2 separate regions of the Mus musculus genome follow, and region 2 is linked to region 1. The links are chromatin loops, found by intact Hi-C in ENCODE. Cell type or tissue: left cerebral cortex. All regions are shown on one strand.

What was found. Hi-C counts contacts between places; a loop is a spot of excess contacts. Peaks named below come from ENCODE experiments on the same cell type or tissue, not always from the same donor. Only the 100,000 strongest peaks of a DNase experiment are listed, where the experiment ranks them.
Region 2: a loop joins it to region 1, with 2.3 times the contacts of the local background. A loop is called at or near these places in 4 of 42 quality-filtered maps.

What each region holds. Positions count from the first base shown.
Region 1 is chr1:52,596,343-52,598,842 of GRCm38, reverse strand. It overlaps a transcript of Nemp2 not described here. Among named protein-coding and RNA genes, the nearest start is that of Gm28178, 17 kb to the right of the region's middle. In left cerebral cortex, no CTCF peak of the experiment used is centred here; DNase peaks (open chromatin) are centred at 338, 833 and 1,364; H3K4me3 peaks cover 347 bases.
Region 2 is chr1:52,519,171-52,521,670 of GRCm38, reverse strand. Gm553 (a long non-coding RNA gene) reads right to left here. Exons shown (of 6, transcript XR_373402.2): 6 at 968-1,463. Among named protein-coding and RNA genes, the nearest start is that of Gm553, 16 kb to the right of the region's middle. In left cerebral cortex, no CTCF peak of the experiment used is centred here; DNase peaks (open chromatin) are centred at 7 and 1,293.

The DNA.
Region 1 (2,500 bases):
ACCTCAGCAGGGCGCTGTTGGCAAAGACCAATACCCTTGCATTTATCCCTTTCTGAACTTGGTTGTTGTTGGTTGTGGTAAGATGGGGTCTTCCGTACCCCAGGTTAGCCTCAAACTTCCTATAAACTGAGACAGTCTTTAACCTGATCCCCCTGCCTCTGCTTTCCCAGTGCTGGGATCACAGCTGGGTAGCGCCATGTCCCACCCACGTTTGCTTTTGATTAATTGTACAGACTCCCACTCCATAGCCAAGTCCTTCTACGTTCTCTCTCCATGCCTAAATCAGTAGGCAGCATGTGGCAGTTTATCTCCATGAACCATGGCTCCCTGTCTGCCTCATGTTACCATGCCATTTCAGGCTTGAATGCAGTAGATTTTAAAATCCCATATAAGGTTAGAACAGTGACACTATCTCTTTAGGGCATTAAGGATTATTTTGGATGGAAACTCTAAGCTCATCTTCCACTCATCCCTGGCTCTGCCCGGGTCCTACTTGTGCACAAAGGCAACTCTGAGGTCACTTTTACAAGAGAGGACAGGCAGAAAAAGTGCCCTGCAAAAGACATGGGAATGTTCAACACCAATTATCAGGCGGAAAAAAAGAAATAGCCACAGACCAGAAATAACTTAAGTAATAATTTTAAAACTTTAGATCATCCATCGGTAAAGCAGCCTGGTCAGCTGGACTCTGCTTCAGTTTTGACTCCCAGTTTTCTAAGGCTTTTTAAAAATGCTTGGACTGTTTCCTTGAGACATTCGCATGCAAAGCTGTGGCTGCTGTCTCCAGCCGCCCACACATACCTGCCCTCCTCCTCCCTCTGACTCAGCGCCCAGCCTCCGCCCACGCCCGCTGACTCGGTGACCCGCACCCACTTCCCACAAACCTACGCGCTCCTCTCCTTCACACAGGTACAAATATTCACACTCCCACTGCTCAGCAAACAACGCACACTACTAATGGGGGGGAGGGGGAGGCATGCTTTTCCTAATGACCATTATGTTTCTTTTAATTCACAAGCTTTACACAGCACAATGAGTAGCTGATGAACTTATTTATGCTTAAATTGGTTTTTCAAAACTCCCTCGTGTTCAAAACTGGATTATTCTATTTTTAAAAAACTCCACCAAAAAAAAAAAAATGTATACACCGAGTGTTGCACCTTTTTTTTTTTTCTTTTTTCTTTTTTCAGGAAGAACAGATGCCCTAGGGTTTGTCCAAATTAAAACTTTTTACTCACATTTTCAGCGATGGCTACACAAAGGCTCACTGGGCTGGGTATTCGCCGTGAGGGTGTTTGAGCTACAGCTGGCATCAGCAGGCTGCCTGACAAGATTAATTGGCAGTGAATTAGACCAGTGCAGTCCAGAGCCAACACCAAAAAGGAGGACCAGCCCACTCATGAGGCCCTGCCAACGCCCAGAGATCTGCTGAGCGTGGGCTGGGGGAAGGCAGGGAGGCCAGTCTCTGCTGCCTTTGTGTTCTCACGGCTCGTACAAGGGTTCATAGCAACGGTTTCTTTCTTTTGCTGTGCATTTGTGTGATATCTGTGTGTCTTGCTACACTGATGCCACAGCGCATGTGCAGAGGTCAGAGGACAACCTTAAGTGTGTCCCCTTCCCTTCCACCTTGTTTTAGGTAGGGTCTCCTGTTCACAGCAGCATGGGACAGGGCTGGACATCCTGATGGCTCCCCATGACTGCCATCAGCTCTGTGTGGGTGCGGAGGTCTGAACTTGGGTCCTTACACTTGTGACCAGAGCTTTATCCTCTGAGCCATCTCCCCAGGCCCCATGGCAACTCTTTTTATTTTTTCCGGGGCTTGATACTATTCTATGTCACAGATGTGAGCAGAAGCAATTCTATTGTAACTCACCTCCTCTTTAAGAAGAGATGCAAGCCAAATCTGGATTTTAAGGAGTGGTGGGTTGCTTTGTGTTTGCTGCTTTGCTTTATCATTCATAATTGATGTGAATTCTTCTGGGAGAAGCAGCGGCCATTTCTGCTCTTCTTCTATCTCTAACAATTGAGAATGTTAGATCTACAATATGCTGGACAGGGAACTGGGAAAAGGATTTCTATCTGGGCCAGACCTCTCAGCCCTCAGTGGTGGGGCCAGTTTTAATCATCTCTGTCCACCTGTCTCACATTCTTTGCTTGAATTTCTACAATTTGATCTGCTTCTGTGCACTTTAGCATTTCTCTGTATTATCCTTAAACTTGAAAGTCTTCTTGGCTCCTTGGAACTTTTTAAGCACTTCTTTGTATGTTTAACTTTGTATCGTTATAGAAAGCAAAGCTCTTCACCACAAGTCCCCATATAAAAAGATGCAAAAGCAAAAAGCAAGTGTCTCACTTCTTAGCCACTGTGCTGGTATGACTACCACCAGGTTCCAAGAAGCTAACTTCCAACAAAATATGGCAGAGTGAACATAAGAATGTCTGTCTTCTGGCTAGGCCAGCAGAGCAGTGTGAGCAAATGAGAGCCTTTGGTTACCACGCT
Region 2 (2,500 bases), 77 kb after region 1:
CTCAGCAGACTGTGGGAACCTGGCCAGTCCCGCCCTCACACCCTGCTGTTTCACTTCCCTGGTCCTTCTGTACCTGACTAGCCCAGGCCCTGGCTGCCAGCTACCCTGCTACTGGCCTCTGGATGTCAGCCATAGCACCAAAGCGTGCCTAGAGGCCAAGTGACTCTGGCCTGGAGGATCCCTTGCTCCACCCCATTTCCGAGGATTTCTGGGTTTTTGATTCCCCAGACTATCTCAGAGGAGAGGACCCTGGGGGTTAGAATCTTGAGGGCTTCTTGAAAAAGAGACCAGAGAGCAGCATCCTGGCTTCTAGGAAGTGAACCTGAGACCCAGAGGACACAGAGCCTGCTGTGACTGCAACTACCAGGGGCTGCAGTTTCCCAAACCTGGAGTGGCCTTCCTGTTGTCACACAAAGAATAATGCGCTCTGTCCAGCCCTCTCAACAGAAACTATGAGCACCCACCAGGGTGGGGGATAGTACGGTCACACATCTGGGCTGAGTATAATGTTTGGGGCTGGATGCCCTGACAGGGAACACAGGCCACTAGAAATTGACAGCAATTAAGAGGAAAAAGGCAAATAGCTTTACAGAGAACAATGCCAGGGAAGAGCCAGGTTTGCCGCTGCTCTCCTTCCATCGCTTCTCTGACCTGAGGGAACATTAGTCATGGACAACATCACCTTCAGCTGTCTGACCACGCAGTACAACCACAACCCTGAATTTGAATTTCTTCTAAATATCAAGAATCTGAACTACAGGAGAGAGACAGATGTGACTGGGGGTCTAGTCTGTTCCAGAATGGTATAGTATACTCTGAGCTGTGCCCGACTCTGCTGCTGCTGCCTGAAGAGACACAGTGGTGGCACCTGCCCTTAATCCCTGCGAGAGAGAGAGAGAGAGAGAGAGAGAGAGAGAGAGAGAGAGAGAGAGAGAGAGAGAGGGGGGGGGGGGGAGGGAGAGGGAGAGAGAGAGAGGGAGATTCTAATGTTCTCTTACATGGTTCCTAAGCCATTGAAAATAGGCTCTGCCCACTGATTTGGTGGGAAACCTAGACAAATCAGTGTCTCTTGGGGTCAAAGCATGGGGCTACTTTTAGTGCTGCTCTCCATTTAAACTGCTGAATTAAGAAACAAGAGTGTCACTTTGCAGATTTTATTTGTTTAGAATTCAAGAGGCCAACCATGACCATCAGTTACAAAATCTCAAGAATTTTTATCACATGATGAGTGTGAATTCTTTTGAAGATGTTGGATGAGAGCCGTCTTTCTAGAGGAGGAAGGCAGTATCTTCCAAGATACAGATCCAACCAGATGACAGATTGGAAAACAGCGGGCCAGCACACAGCCTAACTCCACTCCACTGTGGGAATGGCGCTCACAGGATACGTGGGATCGTGTTGAATGTTCGACCACACTGTCTGTGTTGACAGTACAGCAAAGTTCATTTGTCCGGGAAACAAACCTTAATTTAGACAACACCAGACAACAGTTAGAAGTGGTTGTCTAAGATTGATGTACTGAAATCTTCATATAAGGGTATTTTATTACTTATGTTGAATATGTAACAAAAAAAATCACAAAAATATATGCCTTAAAGCTTATCGGCTACTTGTAATCAAGAGCCTAGTATATGCAAAGGCCTAAGTACTGCATCATCTCAAACTTCACTTGCAATTTGACAAAAGGAATTAATACAAAAAACTTACAAAAATAATAAAATGAATGCCCATGAGCTCACCATCCACACTAAGAAATGATACATTACCCATATAATTAGATGTCTCTCTTCCCCATATGAACCATATCCCTTTCGATCTCTACCAGCTAGCCAGATCTTAAATTCTTTCCAAACATTTATTTTATTGAAAATGTACCCCACGGGTATTTCTAATGTGTGTGTTGAATTTAAAGATTTTAATTCTCCTAAAATAAGAGAAATACAAATGGAGAAAATGGAATTTAGAACTAACATAGCTTATATATACAACATTCATAAGATACCTCAAGTGAGAGTCTGACACATGAAACATGTCTCACACACAGAGAGAATATCTACACAAGAAGCATAACTAGGAGTGAGAAAAGCAAGACATACCTGCCAGTTGTGACACATGAAATATGCAGAAGGCCCTGAAGCTTTCAACATTCATAAATACTGAAGTACTCAATATCTCTAACTGGCCAGCTGCTGGCTCCTCAATTAGATTAATTGCTTTGACAAAGGAAGTCTCAAAACATCCTGGTATATATTCTGTTGTGTGGTTACTAAAATTCACTCTTATGAAGAGCATAATAAGATGCTCTTAAAAAGGAGCAAGCTGAAAAAGGAAAAAATACAAACTATATGGTTCAAGTATTAAAAGGGCACCAAGGAAGTGAAATGGAGATGAATCCTATGTTCAAGGAGAAAAAGAGATTAAGGGAGTGGTGACTTTGGGGCAATATTTTACCTATCTAAGCTTAGGCCCAGGCATGGTGCTCCATACTTTTAATCCCAGG